2 separate regions of the Homo sapiens genome follow, and region 1 is linked to region 2. A link is a contact called in ENCODE Hi-C or POLR2A ChIA-PET data. All regions are on one chromosome and are shown on one strand. The core of a region is the stretch at or near the end of the contact, and the rest is flanking DNA. Distances in the headings are between cores, read along the strand shown.

What was found. Hi-C counts contacts between places; a loop is a spot of excess contacts on that map. ChIA-PET counts read pairs that join two places held with the same protein, here RNA polymerase II (POLR2A). Pooled maps may share reads with other maps.
Region 1: a map of B cell shows a loop between it and region 2 (6-fold over the local background). The contact joins the enhancer-like site here to the promoter of TGIF1 in region 2. A Hi-C loop is called at or near these places in 13 of 168 maps with a recorded cell type or tissue (B cell, CD4-positive, alpha-beta memory T cell, Calu3 and 10 more), 29 of 37 single-sample maps with no recorded cell type and 16 of 50 pooled maps. POLR2A ChIA-PET finds 5 or more read pairs at or near these places in 30 of 52 experiments (A549, A673, AG04449 and 26 more).

Annotation. Positions count from the first base shown.
Region 1 is chr18:3,398,247-3,403,148 of GRCh38, reverse strand. No RefSeq gene overlaps it. Among named protein-coding and RNA genes, the nearest start is that of TGIF1, 49 kb to the left of the region's middle. Within about 2 kb of position 1,973, at least 3 of the 41 ENCODE cell types and tissues checked have a DNase peak (open chromatin) inside an H3K27ac peak, as active enhancers do; they include B cell, GM12878 and OCI-LY7, where a contact is called at or near this core.
Region 2 is chr18:3,446,845-3,451,816 of GRCh38, reverse strand. TGIF1 (TGFB induced factor homeobox 1) reads right to left here and starts at 1,645. Exons shown (of 3, transcript NM_003244.4): 1 at 1,312-1,645. The coding sequence starts at 1,327. It overlaps LOC124904237 (a long non-coding RNA gene), which reads left to right and starts at 1,161. Exons shown (of 2, transcript XR_007066269.1): 1 at 1,161-1,285; 2 at 4,631-4,811. RefSeq lists enhancers at 1-328, 2,416-2,605, 2,193-2,812, 2,706-2,845, 2,813-3,434 and silencers at 906-955, 1,596-1,755, 1,786-1,895, 3,556-3,625.

The sequences.
Region 1 (4,902 bases), core at 724-3,223, 49 kb after region 2:
GGTTATCATCCTGTACCAATCATAGTGGATTAGGAGGCCTCCCCATTCCAGTATGATCTCATGTTAACTAATTAGATCTTCAATGATCCTATTTCCAAATAAGGTCACATTCTGAGGTTCTGGAGATTAGGATTTCAACATATGTTTTTTGAGGGGACCCAGTTCAACCACCACACCATCTTAATTGGGTTTCCTTGTCTAAAAGGACTCGATTTCAATCACTTACTGATGAATAAATGTATGATTAGCTAAAAATTCTCAAAATTAACTCATATAAATACCTACACAATTTCCTAAAAGGAGAGTAAAATTCCTTTTGAAGGAAACCTGATGTTTTCATCTTGAATCTGTATTGGAATCATGTCATTGAAATATTTCACACTAGTGGATGGTTTTTATTTTGAGTTAAAATATTGCAAAGATTAAAATGTACCCAGGAGTTACTGTCATCACATTAGAAGTAACAGAATCACATTCATTCCTAAAAAGCATAGTCTCACAGACAAGTAGTTTTAGAGTATTAAAACAATGCATCATGATAAAAACTAGATCTTTTTAGAATGTAAAGATTTCTTTGGAGTACTTCACTCTTTGTAGAATCTGAAGAAAAACAATAACTAAAATCAGTGTGGAGTTCACCTCAGTGCTGAGTTTAATTATTGTCTTGCAAATATTTACAATACTATTGTTTTATTGCAGATGGCTCTTCCAGAAATGTCAAACTGCCCATTATGACTGGATGTACCTACTGTATACTAATATTTTCTTTCTGTTAATAGATAGCAGTTATTTCAAATATACAAACAGGATTATTTCATGTATGTAAATAATTACAGACTGTTTTTTGTTACTCAGATATCTACTGTATTCCTTATAAAAATGAATGTCAATAGAACCTGAATTCCCCGGGTCGAAACAGTGATCTCTCTGGGCTATAGCACAGGGCCCCTCTCAGATGTCTAAAACCATTAGGAGTGACAAAGCTGTACTTTCAAAAAGGCACATATTTACATATGGCTTGAATAAATAATTTTCCCTCTAGTTGCAGTTCTGTTACTTGTATGGTTTCATTTCCCTTCACTTACTATCAATCACTGTCCCCCATCACCCACAAAGACAGTCTGAGTATAAGGTAATATCATTTTCTGGTTATATACATTTCTCTTCTAAGATTCAGGATATATGGTAGTTCATGTATTTAACAAAAGTAACCTGAATGTTCCCCGGGTCCTCCAGCTTTCAACATGCTTGTGGGCATATGTATGAACTTGGGTGTGTGTATGTGGCCAAGGGAACACGTCTATTTAAAGCCTATACAAAGCAGCTGAAACTCCCACCCTACTTGTCTGCAGCAAGTCCAATTTCCTCCACAGCCGTTTCTGAGTCTCCTTCAAGGTAGGTGAGGGTTGCTTCTCTTTTTGACATTTTCTTTTTTTTTTTTTCTTTTTGAGACAGAGTCTCATTCTGTTGCCCAGGCTGGAGTGCAGTAGCATGATCTCAGCTCAGTGCAACCTCCACCTTCCAGGTTCAAGTGATTCTCCTGCCTCAGCCTCCAGAGTAGCTGGGATTACAGGCACCCACCAACACGCCTGGCAAATTTTTGTCTTTTTAGTAGAGATGGGGTTTTGCCATGTTGGCCAGGCTGGTCTTGAACTCCTGATCTCAGGTGATCCACCTGCCTTGGCCTCCCAAGATGCTGGGATTACAGGCGTGAGTCACCATGCCTGGCCATCCTCTTCACACTTTCATTCTGGTTATCTTGTCTCAGATCTTATACTCCCCACACCTCAAGGCTTCTCTGCCATTCACCTCTGGCTGTTTCATAACTATTTTTCAGCCTGCTACCCTTCTCCGTCACCTCTTCCCCTCCTACACTAGGTGCAGAGCCCTGGGCCTTATTTTTCAAAGGATGGAAGGCAAGGCTGCCATGTTTAAGACTTTACATGGGTAGAGATGGACACAAAGGAACTGTTCTGCAGAAAAGGGAACCTTAAATCTGGATATCTATTATCACTGCTAGTGCCACCCGTTGGCCACACTCCTTCAGTTGAAATCCCCTTGGGCCATCTGTTTTCCATCCTCAGCCTACCACTTTGTTGTTCAGGCTCAGTTCCTCCTTTTCATCTCCCTCACTTCTACTACTTTCAGGTATAAGAAGCAAAAATCTTGTAGAAATTATAAAGAAAATCTCTGCTCAAGACAAAGACACTCCCTGCCTTAGTCCATTTTTTGTTGCTTTAACTGAATACCTAAGACTGGTAATTTATAAAGAAAAGAAACTTATTTCTTATAGTTCTAGAGGCTGGAAAGTCCAAGAGCATTGCACCAGCCTCTGATTAAGGGCCTTCTTGCTACATGATAACATGAAAGAGAGCATCACATGGTGAGAGGGCAAGAGGGTGAGTGTCACCTGAGGCTTCTCTTCCTCTTCTCATGTAGCCACCAGTCCTGTTGTGGGTCCCCCACCCTGATGACCTCCTCTAATCCTAATTGCCTCTGAAAGGACTCATCTCCAATCAGCATTTGAATTGGGGGATTAAATTTCCAACATGTGAAGTTTGAGGGGCACATTCAAACCACAACATTCTGTACCTTTACATTATTGAAAGTTATATTAATGACAGCATTATATTATTAAACAACACCTACCATCTCAGTCTGAAATATGTGCATTCAGATTATTCAACCGCTAGCTATCCTTAAGAAAGATGAACTGAAAGGGCTCAGAAAAGTTCCCTTCTAGAACAAAATAAAAATATCTTCCAAGCTTCTACTTCAGAATACAGGCACCACTCCAGTTTTAAACTAGCACTTTAAAATTCTTTCTGCTACTGAAATTTTTTTTTTTTTGAGACAGAGTTTCACTCTTGTCACCCAGACTGCAGTGCAATGGTGTGATCTCAACTCACTGCAACCTCAGCCTCCCAGGTTCAAGCGATTCTCCTGCCTCAGCCTCCCGAGTAGCTGGGGATTACAGGCACCCACCATCATGCCTGGCTAATTTTTCTATTTTTAGTAGAGACGGGGTTTCACCGTGTTGGCCAGGCTGATCTCAAACTTCTGACATCAGTTGATACACCTGCCTCAGCCTCCCAAAGTGCTGGGATTACAGGCGTGAGCCACTGTGCCCAGTCTCTGTTACTGAAATCTTTCAACAATATCTATTTAAGATCTCTTATGGATTCTGTATTACCATATTAGTGACATGAGAGATCCCAAAGAATAGGGACTTTTTCTGGCCTCCAGAGGTTCCATGACATAAGACCACTCATTGAATTTGGATTCTAGTGCTGGCTGTGTTACGTGTTGGCTAAGTGACCTTTGACAAGTCACCTAAGCTCTCAGAACTTTAGTTATCTCACCTGTAGAAGGAGGAGAATAATACCAGCCTCAAAGTGCTTTTGGGGTTTTGTAAGAAATAAGTGAGAACAATTGTTAAAAAAAAGTAAGGACTTACACAACTGTGTGCAAATATACACTGTTACAAGAACTAAATCTTGGTTTATTCTAAGAAGTTCTTGTGATGAGCAGACATCGTGAAAAGTATTTTTTATGGATTCCAGGATGTTTCTTGAAGCTGATTAGAAGCTGGAAAGAAGAAAGGGGGACTTTTTGAAGGCAGAGTCACTCATAATATCTCTGCCCAGTTCCCCAAAGTTATGTCAGACTCCTGAGCAGATTGGGGTACTATAATTGTATTAGTCAGGATTCTCCAGAGAAACAGAACCAATAGGAGGTAGATGCAGATAAAGATGCAGCTATAGATATAGATAGGATACAGAGATTTATTATAAGAAATTGGCTCACATGATTAGGAAGCTGAGAAGTCCCAAGGTCTTGCCATCTGTAAGCTGGAGACCCAGGAAAGTCCAGTCTTAGTCTGAAGGCCTGAGATCCAGGGAAGCCCACGTTGTAAATCCCAGTCCAAGGGCAGGAGAAGACCTCCCCTAACTCAAGTAGCCAGGCTGGAAGCAAAAGGGGGCAAATTCTTCCTTCCTCCACCTTTTGTTCTTTTCAGGCTGGAAATGAATTGGATGGTGCCAACCCACATTGGAGAGAGTAATCTACTTTACCAAGTCCACTGATCCCGATGTTGATCTCAGACAGAAACACCCTCACAGGCACACCCAGAACAATATTTATTTATTTATGTTTTATTTTTTTTTTGAGATGGAATTTTGTTCTTGTTGTCCATGCTGCAGTGCAATGTGCGATCTCAGCTCACCACAACCTCCGCCTCCTGGGTTCAAGCGATTCTCCTGCCTCACTCAGCCTCCCAAGTAGCTGGGATTACAGGCACCCACAACCATGCCTGGCTAATTTTTGTGTTTTGTAGAGACAGAGTTTCACCATGTTGGCCAGGCTGGTCTCGAACTCCTGACCTCAGGGGACCTGCCCAACTGGGCCTCCTAAAGTGCTAGGATTACAGGTGTGAGGCACCATGCCCAGCCCCCCCAGAACAATATTTAATCTGAGCACCCCTGGCACAATTAAGTAACTTTAAGACATGTGAAATTAACTATCACAATAATAAACTAAAAGGGGAGGCCAAATAGCAAGCTTTCAAATGTGTGCATTGTATGAAAACTGGAGCTCCAACTGGGCGCGGTGGCTTACGCCCGCGATCCCAGCACTTTGGGAGGCCGAGGTGGGTGGATCACTTTGAGGCCAGGAGTTCAGGATCAGCCTGGGTAACACAGTGAAATCCGTCTCTACTAAAAATAGAAAAAACTAGCTGGGCATGGTGGCACACACATGTAATCCCAGCTACTCAGGAGGCTGAAGCATGAGAATTGCTTGAACCCAGGAGCTGGAGGCTGCAGTATGCTAAGATCTCACCAGTGCAGTCCAGCCTGGGTGACAGAGCAAGACCCTGTCTAAGAAAAAAAAAATTATATATAT
Region 2 (4,972 bases), core at 396-2,895:
CTCCCTCCGTCCCGCGGGGAGGGGTCCTTAGGGCGTTCTACCAACAACGACTGCCAGTTGATCCGAGTTTCAAGTTTAATTTCACTCTCGCTGGGAAAGCCTGGAGGCAGAGGGAAGCTCCGCGCGTTTCAGGGCCTCCCACAGAAACGCAGCCGAAGGAACCCCGCTGGCCTTGAGGCTACCCCCCAGGAACGCCCCGCAGCGGGCCGGGTCTGAAAGAATGTGGAGTTCCAAACTCCAGGCGGCTCCCGGGCATGCGCAGTAGCGCCGCCCCTCCCGTCCGCTTCCCGAGTGATTAACTTCTGTTTTGAACCACTCCACATAAATCACGACAGAAACGCCACCTCCAGCCCACAGCGGAACACTCGGGGGACCTCCCAGCCAGGGACTCAATTTTTGTTAACTTCAAAAGGGACTTCACACTCTGACCTTTCGGGGTGTTTTGTGTGGTTTCTCCACCCCCCGTCCCCCTCCGGTGTATTTTGTTTTTAAACCAAACTGACGGCAAGTTTTAGTTGTAAAGCTTCCAGAACACTTCGTGGAAACAATGACAGCCTTGCTCTTTGCACTTACAACCAAGCCTGCTTGTCACATTTGGACGCATTTTGACTGCATGCCGCTTGAAGCTGCTGGCCCTGGGTGCTAACTCTTCCTCCTGCCCCAAAATTCATCGTGGGAAAACTTTTAGAGACTGGGGATTTGTAAAAGTCTAGCTTTCCAAAGCTGTTTACACCCGAGGGCGATGAGGGGGTCCAGAATCGCATTCCTTCGATCGTAAAAACACCACATCCCTAAAGAACAGTGCTAGGGCCCGGCTGGGAGTAGGGGGGCGGCGGGGGCGGGGGCGGGGGGAGCCTAGGAGTGGAACTTTCAGACAAAGCCGCGGCGGTCCCGCGGCCCCGGCCGCCTGGGTCCGGATCGGGAAAAACGAGGGGCTGGGTCCTCCCTACTCGGACCCCATATCCCCAGCACGCGAGAAAGAGCGAGAAGCCACGCGGCGGCTGGGCCGAGCGTGGGGTGTCGGCGGAGACAATGAAACTTGCAGGCGCACAAACAAGGCGCTGAGCGTGTTTCTTGACAACGTGCCAGCAGCGTGGAGAGGCTCGCCCCACAACAGCCCCTCGTGTTGTGTCTAGCAGGAAAACAGCCGCTGCCGTTTCAGACGCAGCCTCAACAAAGAGCACGGCCGCCACTCCAGCATGAGAGCCCCTGGGCGGAAAAGTCCACCAAGTGACTCCGCGCGGCGCGGCCCGGCCAGCACGTTTCCCCGGACTCGCGTCTTCTGGTGCGCGCAGCCCGCGGCCGCCTTACCTTTCTTGCCTTTCATTCTGGATCTCCCCTCCCAGCGCGAGGCAAGGCGGGGGTCTGGAGGGGCCAGGAGCGGGGACACAGGGGATAAGCGAACGTCTCCTTCACAGCCGACTCTCCCGTAACTTGTAGGACGTGCTCCAGCCGTTATTGCTAAACAGGACGCTCTGATCCCAGGCGCCCGCTCCTTGGGTGGAATTCAAGTGACACTTGGGCTTCCTCCCGCCGGGATCTTCTGGCAGCCGGCCGGGGGCTCTCCCTCGCCCAACTCTCTCCCCTCCCCTCTCCGCTCCTTTGTTCCCTGCTCCTGCTCGGCGCACCTCGGCGCTGTCAGAGTGAGAGAGGCGAGGAGGGAAGGTACAGGAGGTCCTGCCTCCGCCCCCAGCCGCCCGCCCCGTCCCCCTCCCGCCCCGCCGCTCCTCCGCCCCTCCCCCGCACCTTCCAGCCGGGAAGACTGGACCGAGCGCGGCGGCCGCTGTCACTCGTCCCTCGGGGGCGGCGGTGCGGACGCGGGGGGTGGCCGGGTCCAGAAACACGATCCTTTCCGCCTGCCGCGCACGGACCGCCCGCATCCCTCGCCCGGCGGTGGGGGCACCAGCCGAGCGCCCCAGGTTTCTCCCTTGGGCCTTTCTTCCCGGGGCTGGCGAGGGTGCGTTTGGTTCGGAAACTGCAACAGATGGAAAAAAGGACACCTCCCTCCTTCCCTCCTCCACCCCCGGGAAGAAAAGCCTCCCCGTCTCGTTTTTGACAGCTGCCCCGAACTCTACTGGCCCTGCTCTAGCCGCACGAGACAGCCGCCTCTGATTCAAGGGGCGGGGCACGGGAGGAAAAGTATTCGAGACAAGAACCAACTTCTTCCAGAATGCGCGGCTGCCATTGACACGCGGGCGCGGCGCGGCGCACCCTTCTCCTCCCGGGGCTCTTCCTCCAGCAGCGACAGTGGGAGGTCGGCGGGGGTGGGGCGGGGGGGAATGATGAGACACAGCCTAAACGAACGTCTGTTCCCCCGGGCTAAAGCTGCGAGTTCCGGACTGGATTGCAAGGCAGTTTCGAAATCTGACACGTTGCGGACAGACACTTGTCACGCTCACATGCTCTTTAAACGTCTCTGCCCGGGGACGGCCGGGCGCGCGCCTGCCTCACCAAGACTCCGCCTGACACCCCGAGTCGCCGAACCCCGGCAGCGGCCACTTTTATAGCTAAGGGGTGACCACGCCGTGCCTGCTCGTCTGTTTCGGTCAACAGTGTCTACTCTTCGGATTGGAACCCTGCTAGGGGATCCCTCCTCCCATTTCAAACAGAAACTAGCCATTAAGTAAACACCCGTTCCTGTTGGCTTATTTTGGTCCACAGTTAGGAGGGATCCAACAGGAGTTTCTTGATGAAATTGCGCTTTCAAAGACCAGATGCTGTTTGGCTGACTTGAAGAAACGCATGCCCCCTCCTCTGGTTCTAGTTTTCGCGTGGTTACGTCCTGTTGTTTTGAAGCAAACGAACTGTCACATGCCACACAATGAGACTTCCCCCATCACTTTAAAAAAAGGAAAGAAAAGCCCTAAACGTAAATAAGCCTAGCAGAGACAGCGCCCGGGTCTGCCTCCAGTCTGGGCTCTGTGCTGTTTTTGTTCGGTAACCTCGGTGGAGATCCCGGCAGAAGAAACTCTGTGGAAATAAGATTAAACCCGAGGAGTACTAAGACGGCCAAGGGATAACTAACTCGACTTCGGAGCGTCTGTTTCAGGAACTAGAGCTAGCCTGCCACCCTCCCTCAAAAAAAAAAAAAAAAAAAAAGACACCCCCGCCCCTAGAATGCGTGGAGGCCAGAGTTTAAAAAGCCTGGGTGGTTTTTCCAATTACAGGACTAAAATGAATCAACAGGGAAAAAAAGCGTCTCTCTAAGAAGGCAGCAACCTTACGATTTTTTTCTTCTGTGGTTTGCTGACTGCTCGGGACAGAAGAGAACACACACCTAAAACGGCTCGGGGGGAGCGCGGTCCTGGGGACAAGCCACCCGCCCGGACGCTGCCCTGCAACTGCCGGGAGCACAGTTCCTTCCCGGACCTGGCTGCAGATGAATCAGCTGCTGCGCCCGGTGCGGGACAGATGTGGCGCAGGGAGGGGGCCAGCGCCCCCGCCGCCCGTTAGAGGGGGCCGCCTCGCTATTTCGTTTGAAGGGTTGTCTGTGGCTGGGATTGGTGGCTCCTATCCGCTGGGGAGCCGGGAGCGGAGGGAGGAGAGACGCAGGGAGGAGGAGCCGGGGGCTGGGCGACGCTGCGACTCCGCGGCCTGAGTGGCAGGAGCCTCGTCTGGAACCGGGCGGTTACTGGGGAGACGCTTTGTTTGCTAACTTCGAAAGCGGCTTCGGCTGCCTCGGCCGCTTTCGAAGCCACTCCACAAAACACGCCTTCGGTCGGTTTAACCCTACCTCCCCCCCCGCCCGCTTTAGCCAGCTCGAGACAAAAATGTTTCCCTCTTCCCCGTGGTTCTCCTTGGCCACGCGGTGGCTCTCATTATGTACACAAAGGTAGCTTTGCTTTCGTCCAAGTGGACTTGGCTAATGACTGCGATTCTCAGGCAACCGAGATGGGAACCGAGAATTGGAAAGGGTTTATAGCTTGAAAACAAACTTTCCAGGAGAAGGGGGGAGGGGCGGAGACAATTGAAAGCCTCTTTCGAATTAGGGGGAGGAAAAAACGGAGATGTGAACTCACCTTGGCTAGAAGTCAGGCTTGATCGGGCCAATGCACAACTTTTGCCCGAGCAAGTCATATCCAAACGGTTGTTAAAGCTGGCGAGGCACTCCAAAGAGAAACACTGGCACAATTCTGTGATGTAGCGAAAGCTTACAGCCCAACCGCTCCCGTAGATGCACCCCCACTGCCTCCCCCCAGCCAACGCTGATCTCAAACTTGTTTGGAGTTTCGGATTCTTGGTGCATTCTGGGAAGAAAGTGCCTAGGGTCAGCGCAACGTAACAAAGGGAACAGCCTCAAAAAAGTGGGCTTCAGATACCAGCAATTGCTTAGGGTATTTTTTGTTGATTCGTTTTTCTCGAGGTGGAAAAACAAGTTTCATTTCTAGCTCTGTCAGTCCCTTCCAGTCTCGGGGCCTTGCTATAAAACGGATTCAATGACTTTTAAGATTCTTTCCAGTGCTTTTTTTTTTTTTTTAAAGTATATAGATTCAAATTTGCTACATATTATTTGCTGATTCATATGAATGTTACTTGAATTGGGAAATTGCTTGAGTAAAATTGAGGCGTTGCTTGGTGCTGGCGGAGGCTACTGATAAACGTTTTTCACCATTATTTTTTTTCTCTCCAGGCACACATAGTTCCTTTTGGCGTCTTATCTTCTGAAGCTGCCTCAAGGCCAAGCAAAGAAAGTTGTTAAAAAGTTAAGTTACTTTTCACAGCCTGCAAACCCTTCAAAGGCAAGAACTCAAATAGAAACTTGGAAAGGCAGATAAGCCAGAAAAGTGTACTAATAAACGCACTTAATATGATTATTTTTTGATGCCAGGTCCACCAAGTGAAGATTGGAGGATGTATTTGTTTCTTCTACTCAACAACAATTGATAAAGCATGAGTTCCATCAAGGACTGTGTTCTAGGTGGAGAAAGGGTGACTCACCCAGTCATTGGATCTCTTTCACTTCCAGTCTCTG